2 separate regions of the Homo sapiens genome follow, and region 1 is linked to region 2. A link is a contact called in ENCODE Hi-C or POLR2A ChIA-PET data. All regions are on one chromosome and are shown on one strand. Each heading gives the region's core, a stretch centred on a gene start or an enhancer-like site at or near the end of the contact. The rest is flanking DNA. Distances are from core to core; before and after follow the strand shown.

Evidence for each region. Hi-C counts contacts between places; a loop is a spot of excess contacts on that map. ChIA-PET counts read pairs that join two places held with the same protein, here RNA polymerase II (POLR2A). Pooled maps may share reads with other maps.
Region 1: a map of dorsolateral prefrontal cortex shows a loop between it and region 2 (16-fold over the local background). The contact joins the enhancer-like site here to the promoter of MYCNOS in region 2. A Hi-C loop is called at or near these places in 8 of 168 maps with a recorded cell type or tissue (CD4-positive, alpha-beta T cell, Caco-2, Calu3 and 3 more), 1 of 37 single-sample maps with no recorded cell type and 7 of 50 pooled maps. POLR2A ChIA-PET finds 5 or more read pairs at or near these places in 1 of 52 experiments (HepG2).

What each region holds. Positions count from the first base shown.
Region 1 is chr2:16,068,096-16,074,639 of GRCh38, reverse strand. GACAT3 (gastric cancer associated transcript 3) reads right to left here. Exons shown (of 4, transcript NR_126559.1): 2 at 1,198-1,336. Among named protein-coding and RNA genes, the nearest start is that of GACAT3, 21 kb to the right of the region's middle. Within about 2 kb of position 4,024, at least 4 of the 41 ENCODE cell types and tissues checked have a DNase peak (open chromatin) inside an H3K27ac peak, as active enhancers do; they include dorsolateral prefrontal cortex, where a contact is called at or near this core.
Region 2 is chr2:15,939,073-15,945,202 of GRCh38, reverse strand. MYCNOS (MYCN opposite strand) reads left to right here and starts at 3,518. Exons shown (of 4, transcript NR_110230.2): 1 at 3,518-3,671; 2 at 4,106-4,229. It overlaps MYCN (MYCN proto-oncogene, bHLH transcription factor), which reads right to left and starts at 4,653. Exons shown (of 3, transcript NM_005378.6): 1 at 4,460-4,653; 2 at 2,349-3,255. The coding sequence starts at 3,138. RefSeq lists enhancers at 4,525-5,055, 6,100-6,130.

The DNA.
Region 1 (6,544 bases), core at 2,775-5,274, 130 kb before region 2:
TATGTTTTAAAGACTGGTAACGTGAGAAATCTGGAATCAGGGTAAGGGTCCCAAACTTTGGAGCACAGCACACTTCCCTGCCTGAGTGGTTTTATGTAAGTAAGTTTATTCGTTTAATCCTCACAAGAGCCCCCGTGGCGGATAAGGAGTCTGGGGCATGAGGACTCAGTCACTGGCCCCAGATTGGACAACAATCGGCAGCAGAGCCAGCCTCACTCCTGGCAGTCTGGTGACAGGGTAAAGCCCCGACCATCCCTCGACCCTACCTTCCACCTGAGGTTGGTGTTGCACTTCTCATGGTGATGGGCAGGTTCTCACAGGCTCCTCACAGCACGCCATGCGGGTGGCAGACAAGGAGAGGACCCTTCTGCCCGTCTGCTCATCTTGCAGGTGGGAAGTCTGAGCCATGGGTTGTTCTGAGCAGCATCCTGAGCTTCTCTCCTGTCTCTACCTCCACACCCCGAAGGTAGGCGCTCTTAGCAAGAGACAAGTCAATCCATTTGTCCATTTGATTTAGGAAATGCCCACTGTGCTCCAGGGCAGGTCAGGTCCTCAGCTGGACACCCAGAGGACCACAGAAGGGACAAGACCAGGCCAGCCTTGCGGAACGTACTAGGCCTGTGTGTGGTGGGGCAGAGAGACACATGCCTGTCCTCATAGGGGAAAGTACAAGTGCAGAGTGAATCCCAGGAGGGCAAGATCATCACCCTCTGGGGTTATCAGAGAGACTTCCTGGAGGGTAATGTACCTGCCAACTTCCTGAACCAAGTCTGACAGTCCCATGTGTGTCCCTCACCCAGTGGCCAACAAAAGAATGGTTTAGGCTTCCTCAGCTATCGAAGGAGGCCATTCACCAGGCTCCCTGGCTTGGGCTTGACGTTGGCTCCCATTCCCAGTTCATCCCAGAGTCTACACAGAGTGTCTACCCAGCAGCTCCATCCCTTTTCCAGCCCTGTGATCTGCCTTGGACCTTTCTGAACTAGGCTCACTCAATTTGACCTTCAGGATGATGTAGGGCCCCCTGGAATTCAGCATCTTCCCTCCCAGCCTCTTCGGGTGCCCATCCTGCCCAGCCCTCCTCGCTGGCCCCAGCAAGAGACAGATTTGAAAAGTCAGAACTGAAGAGAAGGACATTTAGGACATGCCCCAGAGAGTCCTGGCCTTCCTTCTCCTCCGGGAAGTAGACGACCTACTCACCCATCTTCAAAATCCTCATCATCTCATCCTTGAGGCTATTTTCCACAATGAACGTTGGAGATCACGTTTGTCATGAGTTGATGGTTTCTAGGGTGATTTTTCCCTTGAGAAAATCTTGACTTCCTTACACAGGAGCTGGCTGTGTGTGGTGCAAAGGGAAGAGAGAGATGCATTGCTAAAGAGTAGAACAGATATCTTTGACGCAGAAAATGAATCCCTGGCCTGTGCAGGAAAATGAGAAAAGACAGGGAAATGGAAACCTTCCTCCCAAATATCCCAGGACCCCCGAGTATCTGCTAGCAGCCAAGCAGCCATGCGGCCTGTGTCTCCACTGAGCTCTAGGAGAGACCCTCAGGGCTGCTCTAGGGGAGAGATTCCAGCCAAGCTGCCAATAGTAGCATTAGTGTCAGCCCTCCCAGCTTTCTCCTCTTTTGTGCAGGTAAAGGAATCACCCGTCATCTCTACTACCCTTCACTGAACCCTTTTCTTCCTTATCATGCCACCCTAGGGGCTTAAAATCTCTGCCATAAGAGTCAGAACCCCCTTCTGCGTGTCTCAGAGCCCCTCCCCATTGCCTGTTCCAGCCTGCTGTCCTTTGGCTCAAACCTTTGTGCCCACTGACCTCTGCTGTGCTCATCAGCTTCCAGCACCTGCCTTACACTTGCTCTGTCTCTATTGCTTTTTTGTACCCATTTAGCTGATTGACTGGCCTCTGCCCTTCCTCCAGGACAGGATGGCTTAGCTTTGCGAAGCCTCTGCGGGGAAGGAGCCCACATGAGCCAGATGCACACCTGCCTGGGCAGTGCGTCCTGCCTCTGATGGGCCAGGCCTTCACTCTGCCAGGGCCCTGATCTTAGCTGTGACCAGCCACCCCACAACCTACACCATTGTAGACACATAGTGGCCAGCGTGGACTGCAGCAGCTGCTTAGCAGTTGTCTGGGCCCATTAGACTCCTCCCTCTATCTGAGGCTCTCCAGACTTGGGTCCAGGGCCTGACAGTCTAACCACAGTCATCTGTTCTGCATGTAGCAGAACAACCACCTTCTAGAAATGTAAAAATATCTTTACCTTCCATTTATTGGACTATTTTCTTGTCTCCAACTACAACAAGGAAAGGAGCCAAAGAGGACCACTCGAGTGACATCCCTGGTGTATACACTGGAAAAGCGATAATAAGCAGAGCGTGGACCACTCCGGATCTCACTGTCGATGGCCCTCTCCCAGCCCTGCACTCCCACAGAAGTTGGGTAAACCTCTGTCAAACACCCATCAGACGTTAATGTCACATTAATTTTGCACATGATGGTCTCTCCTTCTAGAATTTAAGTTTTTTAAGGGTAGGGAATGTATCTTCACCCATTCTTGTATTCCTTCAGGCATTCATGTTATCAGTCAACAGCATTTACTGAGCACCTGCTTTATGCCCAGGCCCTGCCCTAGACCCCGGGATGCAAAGATAAATAAGATATAGCCCAGGCTCATGCCTGTCATCCCAGCACTTTGGGAGGCTGAGGCGGGTGGATCGAAAGGTCAAGAGATCGAGACCATCCTGGACAATATGGTGAAACCCGTCTCTACTAACAATACAAAAATTAGCTGGGCGTGGTGGTGCGCACCTGTAGTCCCAGCTACTCGGGCGGCTGAGGCAGGAGAATCACTTGAAGCCAGGAGGCGGAGGTTGCAGTGAACCAAGATCGCGCCACCACACTCCAGCGTGGCGACAGATAAATAATATACTGTCCCTGTCCTTGAGGCTCCCAGTCCAGTGATTGGTAAATAGATGTTTATGACTCAGCATGACAAATTCAATAATAGAAAAATGCAGAGGACAATGTGAGTTAAAAGGAAGAAGCATTTTCCCCATTTCAAGAGGTCAAAAAACACATCACAGAGAAGGAGGTTTCTAAACTGGGCTTTGAAGGATGACTAGGAGTTCTTTGGGCCAGAAAGACATTGCAGAAGTGAACACGTACCAACATCATTGATAAAACCTCAGCAATTGTTGTGGTTCCTGGCACATAGAAAATTCTCAGGAAAAGTTGCTGAGTTGTACTAAGTGAGAATATCGTGACTGACGGAAACCCAGTCCAAGGACTGGGGAAAGAGGGCCCCATCCTAGCTCCTCTGCCTCAAACCTGGAGACACATTGAAGTCATTTGGAAAGTGTGAGAAAACACTGATGTTCCAGTGTCACTCCCCACCGCCCCCACCCCAGAGATCCTCATATAATTGGCCGGAGAGGCTGCCTGGTCTTTGAGACTCTTAAAAGCTCCCCAGGTGATTCCAATAGGCTGCCTTGTTTGAGAACCACTGATGTAGACCAGTGCTTCTCAAACTTAATGTGCAAATAGATGCAGGCAATCTTGTTAAAATGCAGATTCTGACACAGCAAGATGGGCCTGAGAATCTTCATTTCTAACTAGCCCCTGGTAACACCGCTGCTGCTGGTCCTGGGACCACCATTTGAGTAGCGAGGCTCTCTGAGGCTTAATGCCCAAAGGCAATTCAGCTGGCCTCAGCAATGTGCCTGCATGCAGCGGTGATATTCCAAATCCGAAGGGAAGGGTACATGTGGGGGCACCAAGTGCCCAGAATGGATGTAGCGGCCACAGGTCTGAAGGCTCTGCTGCCCCTGGTGTGAGTTAACTTAGTTGTGGGTGGGGAAGATGTTAGGGGGAGGGCTGGGCAGTCAAGGCCACAGGGGGTGCCTGGGAGAGGTGGGGACAGCAGCCTGTTTACCCACCTCCCTGTTGTAAGAGCTGACATCGAATACCGGTGTCTACCAGCTGGCTGTCCCCCCACCCACGGCCTGCACCCAAGGCCGAGGAACAGCCAAGAAGGCCTGGCGAGCAGCATCCTACGGAGAGGACAGCGAGGAGGCCGCCTTGGCAGGAGCTGCCTGCTGGATAAACATTGTTCTGTTTTTTTCTTTTTTCTCTTCAAACAAGCCCTTCTCAGCACTGGCCACATCATCCTAAACAAGGCCTCTCAGTGCTGTTGACACAAAGGCAGAGACGGTGTCATTCCAGCCCAGAGATAAAACTCGGATCCTCCCACAATGGTGGGCACTTCGTCTCGGGAAGAACACCAGTGAATCAGGAAATTCAGCAAGCTGGGTCTAAGCCCTGCCCTCAGGCTAGGCTCAGGTTTTTTGTTGGTTTGGGTGGATTTCTTCCTCCCCAAAGCTCTGCTTGTTTCATGTGCCTGGTCAGCAGATATGTCAGCCCCAGACAATGGCCTCTTTCTGCAGACAATGGTCAGCATGAGGAATGTCGCAGGAGGGCAGGGCTTGGGGAGGGACAATCCCGCTTTCAGAAGTCAGTGGCCGAGTGGGTGCTGCAGGGAGGGTCCTGCTGTCACCAGGGCAGCCTCCTCAAAGGCACCATTTATAGGACCTGCAGCCCCAGAAAAGTGGAAGCTTTGGGCAGCAGCAGAATCAGAGAGCAGCTCCCTCGCCCGCTGCTCCCGGCAGACTCGCCCTGCCTGCTTTATCGGCCTCCCGAGGCTCCTGCAACCACAATTCCTACCATGCAGACTTTGTTTAATGAAAAAACAAATAGTTACCCCCAAATTAGACCGAGGCCTGCTGTTCCCTCAGCCGCGCCTCCTGCAGTACCCAGCCTGTGCCTCATTGGCCGGCTCTCCAGAAAAGAAAGGGCTCATTCATCCCCAAAGGTGGAAACTCGCCTTCTCCCAGGGAAATTGTGTAACCGTTTTGTAGTGGAACCGACTACAGGCCTCAAGGTCTTTTGCAAAAAGAAAAACAGATAAGGGGGCGGTGGCGGGAGCCAATGCTGGCTGTCTTAGATTTGCTCATTGCAGAATGATTTTCTGACAGAGATCATAGGCCCACAAGTCACATCAGCTGGTCCCTGGATTTCAAGGATCCTCACTGTGATTGGAAAATTAAGTGATAGCCATGCATGCATGCATTTATTCATTCATTCCTCCAGCACAATGTATGGCACATAATAGATGCTTAGTAAACATGTGTTGAATGAATGAAATGTTTTGTAATATCTGATTCTATCTCTCCATGCTCAGAAAACCTTCAACAGCTCCCTATTGCCTATATTATCAATTTAATCTTTCTTAGCATAGCTTACCACTTGTAACTGGACCCTCAAATACCTCTCCAACCCTACAACCTCCACATGCTCCCAATCCCACCCCTCCAACACGCACATATGCTGCCTACTGTTTCTTGAACCAAACCATTGTTGTGTGAGCCTCTAGGCCTTAGTCCCAGCTGTCTCTTAACCTCAAGGCCCTTTCCAAGCTTCTTGTAGGGATCTGGTGAGTTCCTCTCCCATGAGACTCAAGCCAGTGTTTACTCCTCCTCTTAAAAGCCATCGCTAAATATAAAAAATTAGCCGGGCGTGGTGGGGAGCGCCTGTAGTCTCAGCTACTCAGGAGGCTGAGGCAGGAGAATGGCGTGAACCCGGGAGGCGGAGCTTGCAGTGAGCTGAGATCGAGCCACTGCACTCCAGCCTGGGGGACAGAGCGAGACTCCATCTCAAAAAAAAAAAAAAAAGCCATCGCCAAAGTGTCAGGCTCCATAGCCTCACTCTTGTTCATGGCCCTATCATGACACTTGCCACTCTTCCTTCTATCTTCCTGTTGCAACCATGCTGTGCACTTCTTGAGAGTGAGAACTGAGTCTGACTTACCTCCATATGCCCAGTGGGGGCCCAGGGTCCAGTCCATCATAGATCCTCAGTAACTACAGAGACCAACTAGTCCTGGTTTGCCCAGGACATTCCTTGTCTTAGCACTGAAAGTCCCACATCCCGGGACACCCCTTAGTCCTAGACAAACTGGAACTGTTTGTCCTCACATCAGTAAATGAGTAGTGAATGAATAATGCCTAGGTCTCTATTCATTAGTTCATTCACTTAACACACATGTAGTAAAAATCTGTGAGCCAGGTCCCATGCTCATACAGTTAGAGGGTGTTTCTAAACAGCTTCATGGCCCAGCATTGCAAAAGGACAGCTCTTTGGGGTTGAGTTAGCCTCAAGTCCATGGGGCACCTTTCCTAGATTCCTGTTTATCTCCTCCGCTATCTCTTCCAGTATCCACACCACGTTGTTTACAATGCATCTGTTGACATCTGCCTTATCTCCCTGGATTTGCTCTGGGCCTCCCTGGGTCTACTGCCCTCAGAAAGGACGAGCCCTCTAGCCTGACAGAGGAATTCCTAGCTAAGGTTTTATAAGTCAAAAGACCCACACTGGAGCTTGGGTCCCAGGGCAGCCCCCAGCCCTGGGCCCTCAGAACGAGAGCGATTGCAGCCAGGACGCATGTGTCTGCCCAGCCGTCCTCAGACCCTGGGGCTGCTTGGA
Region 2 (6,130 bases), core at 2,269-4,768:
CATGGTGAAACCCTGTCTCTACTAAAAATACAAAACTTTGCTGGGTGTGGTGGCATGCTCCGGTAATCCCAGCTACTCGGGAGGCTGAGGCAGGAGAATGACTTGAACCCGGGAGGCGGAGGTTGCAGTGAGCCCAGATCATACCACTGCACTCCAGCCTGGGCAACAAGAGCAAAACTCCTTATCAAAAACAAAAACAAAACAACCCCCCATACATACATACATACATATACATATATGTATGTATATATATTTTTCTTCCCCATACCCCAACTGTGCTTTCAGCCTCCATTCAAGACTTTAGCAGGTGGTAGAAATAAATATAAAGAACTTGGCCTTTAGGGTCAGACAGAATCCTGGCTCCACCGCAGACTAGTTGCATGACCCTGGTCAAGTTACCCAGCCTTTCTAAGCCTCTGTTTCCTCAGCTATTAAATGGGGATGATACCACTTTGACAGATAACATGTAGACTTAGCATAGAGCTGAGCCTAGTAGACAGATGCTCAGTAAATGGTAGCTTTTATCATAATCACCAGTCTGCCCTGTGGACTTATTTACATTTCTAGCTCCACACTTAAAGAGTTGAGGCCTCTCATTTTAGGAGCCTCATTTAGCAGTTTACACATGGTTGTGTTTGATTTTAAGTCCTTAAACAAACTTGAGGAACAATTTAATTAACTGAAGAAAAAAAACAACTTTTCGTCCACAAACCTGAGTTTTATACAATAAACAGTTTTTCATTTAACAAAGATCAAATCTTAATGACAAAGCCATAATCCACAGTTGGTATAAACCCCCAAATGGGAGCAGCTCTCCTCAAAGCCACCAATAATAACAGCAACAACAGAAACGTGTAGCATCATGTGCGCATTCTTCCCCTCTCTCCTCATTGACTACCACGCTGGGGTAGAAAATTATTGTTTAAAATACAAGCATGAAAATCAAAACATATCTTCTGCTTGATCTGAAGGGGACCGGAAAGCTGAACAATTGTGGGATTTGTTCTAAAGCCGAAATGTGAGGCTGTTCCAGTCTGTGGGTCCCTTTAAGCCAATGTTTTGGTTTTCTGCCAAGAAGACAGCTGTTGGAAGGAAGTGCTTCCTCACCAAAAGCTGTCAAGGCACAGACATTAAAGGGACAGAGCCGTTTCAAACTGGAGGCTTATCACCAAGTTTCCTTCCAGGAGCCTCAAAGATCTCTCCTCAGCCCAGAAGTAAATTTAGGCTTGTTATCCACCTGCATTCTGAAAACACTGGTTTTCAAAGTCCAAGGGGGGTCCCAGCTCCCTGCTCCAAGGACAAGGCAATGCCACTCTTTGGGTTGAGTTCTGTTCATCCAGACCCCCAGGGAAAGGCTTGGTTTTAACTCTTCCCTTCAGCTTAAGACACAGACAAATGAACACAATAGAACTAATCAGTGAGTCCTCCCAGGATGTGAGCCTTCCTGGAGAGGCTGCTGAGTGCCTGCCCTCACCTTCAAGGGCACTGGGTTACAGATACAACTCACATCTCAAATTAGGCCTGGAATTCAGGCTGGAAGACAAAACTACAGCCAGTTTCCACTGCACACTGGAAAGAGGAGGCCCCCTGAGAATGTACACAACTGCTGTTGCACTTGCAGCCAGCTGCTGAATGGAGGGAGGGAGGGTGCCCCCACCACCCCCAGCCTTTCAGATCCCGGGCCCGCCTGCTGGCCTCGCATATCGCCGCCTGCTGGCCACGCACCAGGAGCAAATAGCCCACCACCCACCGAGGATGGGGGAAGGGAAAGGTACCGACATTTGAAAAAAAAAAAAAAAGAAAAAGAAAAAGAATAGAAAATCGGCTCTAGCCATCTGTGCAACCCTCCTATAAGTTCCTGCGCCTTAAACAGGGCTTTGCACAGCCCTTGAATCTTCTCGGGATGTCTTTCCCTCCCCTGACCTGGGCCAGAGAGTCCCTTTCACCCCTGCGCTAACAGGTTTCTGTCCAGGCAGTGCACCCAGCAACCCCCTAAACCCCCACCCGGTTTAGCCACCAACTTTCTCCAATTTTATTCCTCAGACTGCGCTGCAAAAGAGAGGTGGGGGACCGGGTGAGGGCCCGTGATGGCCTAGAGGAGGGCTCCCCAGGAGAGGGTGGAAGGAACTTTAGTGAAGGCGAGAATTGGAGAGCACCCCTTTTGCAACGGCATTCTCTCAGCCCCTTCTCTTTACCCCGAGGAGAGACTTGGGGGAAACAGGACCTCTCTGCCCCTAGCACTGCCTCCAAAATGCTCCCCAGGCCAAGACATACGAGCACTAACAAAGGGGACGCGACCCGGGGTCCAGTGCCCCAGGGAGGCAGCCGGACCCGAGTTCGGTCTTTACCTGAATCGCTCAGGGTGTCCTCTCCGGAGGTACTGAGGGCCTTGTGGTCGCCGCCGCTGGTCTGGCGGCCGCCTGGGCGCGGAGGGGCGACCCCCGGGGCCCCGGCTGGGGCGGCAATACCCGCCCCCGAGGCGACCGCAGGGCCCGCCGCCGGGGCACTGGCCGGGGCTGCGGGCACGGGCGCTGGCTCGCGCTTGTTCACGGGAAAGGGGAAGACCACGGCGGGATCCACGCACTCGGCGGCCGGGTGGGCGAGCTCGGCGGGCAGGGCGGCCCCGGCGCGGCCGGCTCCCGCAGCCCCGCCGTGCCCGCGACCCGCAGGGCTGGCGGCGCCGGCTCCCGGGGACTGGGCGGTGGAACCGGCGGTTGGCGGCCCGCGGCCGTGCTGCAGCTTCTCGCTCACGGCGCGCTCCAGCTTCTCGCGGGCGGAGAAGCCGCTCCACATGCAGTCCTGGAGGATGACCGGGTTGGGGGTGAGGCCACCCAGTCCCCCCAGGCCGAACGCGTCCTCCTCGGCCGGGCTGCCCCACAGCTCGTTCTCAAGCAGCATCTCCGTGACCCAGCTCGGGGGCTCGGAGCTGTGCTCCGCGAAGCCACGGCTGGGCGACAGCGGGGGCGTGGGCAGCAGCTCAAACTTCTTCCAGATGTCCTCCCCCGGGGGGGTCGAGTCGGGGCCGCCGAAGTAGAAGTCATCTTCGTCCGGGTAGAAGCAGGGCTGTAGCGAGTCAAACTCGAGGTCTGGGTTCTTGCAGATCATGCCCGGCATGGTGGACGTGGAGCAGCTCGGCATCGGCTCGCCTCCCGGCCGGCGACTGAGGGCTTCTTTCCGCCCCGTTCGTTTTAATACCGGGGGTGCTTCCTTCCCGTGGGGGGCGCGGAAGGCGGGGGCCGGCGCCGACCTCCAACACTGCAACCGACAGACACACCGGAGAGGGTGGGCAAACGGGGCAGACCGAGGGGATAGGCAATGGGCGCCCCCTCTAACCAGGTTCCCCAATCTTCCCTCCAAGCCCCCCACTCTGCCCACTGCTCCCGAAGGTGGAGGAAGTTGTGCCTCTCGCTCCCTCCCTCCCGCCCTCCTTTTGTGTACAAGCTGTCTACGACAGGGGGTGGGAGGGGGCATGCAGATGCAGGGGGTGGTGGCGAGGCTCCGCAACTTTGGAAACTGCCATTTCATTCACACAAGGCACTGCCTGGGGGAGGGGGCTGTTCCTGGCTGCAGAATTCTAGCTCTCACGAGCACGCAGACAACCGCACTCGCAGCGGTGTGGGGCCGGCTGCTCAGGGGAAGCCCCAGGCTCTCCGACCCAGCTACCGGGAATGGTATTTGGAGTACCTTCTACCCCCTTTGTAAAAATGCAACCTCAGGAGTGCAAATGATAGCAGGGGATTTAGAAAACTTTGCAAATAAAAAAAAGCCTTTCTCTAGACAGAGACCAACAACAGACACCCATATCCACAAATCCTTCCCCTCCCCAAATTTGAGCAAACGCCCCTCGGCATTCACCCGCTGCAGGGATACTCCTGCCAATAGCTTAATTGGAAGCTCTCTAAGCCCACCCCTGCTCTTCCAAACCCACGACAACGTCCTCTTCCAGGGAGGGAGAGGCTGAGCCCCTGTTCCCGGGAATGGCAGGGGCGCCCGCGCGAGGAGGGTCGCCGGGAGAGCCGCCTCTCCTCCAAGCTGGAGCAGCCGTGACCCAGATTGCGACCGCGGCGGCCTCGCCCTGCCTAATCCCCCCCTCTTCTTCCTCCAGGGGCACCCTTTGGAGAAGAACCCCAGCCTGGGGTGGGGACGCACCGGCTCTCCGACAGCTCAAACACAGACAGATCTTCTAGAGCCGAGGGAATTTCTTTTCGCAGAAGCCATTACTCCCCCCGGTAAGGGCTGCAAAAGGATTAGGGCGGGTCTCCTCTAGCCAGGATGCCTTCGGGGCTGGAACTGGCTTTTCTGGGAAAACCCAGAGATGGTTTTGTTTCGGAAGCAGAAACAGTCCCCCGGGCATATTAGGGCGCCCGGTGCGCACGTCGCAATCCCGTCCAGGGCTTGCCTTGCCCCGGCGCTCGTCGCTTCCCTGGGCGCCGGGCGGTTTGCAAGCCCTGCTCCTTACCTCCCGCCGACTGCAGGGGATCCGGAGGCGATTCTGCGCGGGTGTCTCCGGGTGGGCCGGGGGGGCGGGGGTGTCCTCGGATGGCTACAGTCTGTGCGCGCTTGCGCCTGGCTAGCGCTTGCTCGGCTCCAACACAGTTCCCAGGAGCCCCCCGCATCCACCCAGCGCGTCCAGACAGATGACTGTCACAGCCTGCGCTTTGAAGCTCGGGGGATATTATTAACTGAAAAATCTGACACACCCGGGGGGCGGGGAGAGAAGGGGGCTGTGGCGCAGACAAGGGGGAGGGAGAAAGGAGAGGAAAGCGGCTTTACCCCGCCCTCCTGATTTCCATAAAAATCAGGGGAGGCGCCAAGGCTTTCGCGCCAAAAGCCACTTGCTTTTCTTTGCAGAGAGAAGGCTGCAAAGCTGGGAAGCCCAGGGTGTGCTCCTCCCGCCCTTTTGGACCCCCGGGCTTGCACCGGCTGCACTCTGAGAACCAGCTGCGCGCGGAGCGGTGCAATGCAGCACCCACCCTGCGAGCCTGGCAATTGCTTGTCATTAAAAGAAAAAAAAATTACGGAGGGCTCCGGGGGTGTGTGTTGGGGAGGGGAGACCGATGCTTCTAACCCAGCCCCCGCTTTGACTGCGTGTTGTGCAGCTGAGCGCGAGGCCAACGTTGAGCAAGGCCTTGCAGGGAGGTTGCTCCTGTGTAATTACGAAAGAAGGCTAGTCCGAAGGTGCAAAATAGCAGGGAGAGGACGCGCCCCCTTAGGAACAAGACCTCTGGATGTTTCCAGTTTCAAATTGAAAGAAGAGGGGCGCCCCCCTTGTTTGAAAATAAATAAATAAATAAGTGCGAGCTACGAGGGTGGCGCCGCGGTGGTTTCTTCGGCCGAAGGCGACACCTCGCGGAGACTGAGCAGAAAGCGGAGCTGCCCGGCCTTGGCGCGGACCTGGAGTGCGGCCACTCCGCAGGTCTCCCGCCGCCCCCGCGGGACTGTCCACGCGTCCTCACCACTGCGGAGGAGGAGGCGGCCTGGCTCTGCTTCCTAGGGGGAATGGGCGTACGTTCCCTGCAGCCGTCCCCAGGGCTCCCAAGTTAACCTTTTCAAAGCCACCATTCTCCCCAGTTATGGGCAGGCGAATCTGATTTACCGAGATGGAAGTGCTGTCCACACCTCCTGAGACCCAGCCTCGGCTCAAACAGCTTGATTCCAAACTGTTGAAGGGAAAAAGGAAAGCTGCTGTCACTACTTCGTTTCTTTGTGCCTCAGTTTCCTCAATTGTGAAATGGAGTTCGTAGTGCCTCCTACCTGAGAGTTATGAAAGCTCTTATAAGTCCCCAGCCCATAATAGTTGTGTCAGCTATTATTATGATGATGACCACGACATGCTATTCTTCTGGGGAAAATAACACCCCTCTGTCCAGCAGCAGCATTGGCCCCTTCCCTTCCCGCCACCATCAAATCCTGGCTTTACTTCACTCTGGTCTAGCTTTTCTTACAGGTGTATTTGTTTGCAGGGGGTCAGACATTATTGCCCCTGCCCTCCAAACTCTCCAAAAACAACCCTGATCTCCTGGACAGCCCCCTTCACAACCAAATACACAGTGAGGTGGGATTTTGCCTTGAAAAACATTCCTTAGGCTTGTTTGGAGAGAGGGGAACCTGGCCCTGGGATTGGGGTGGG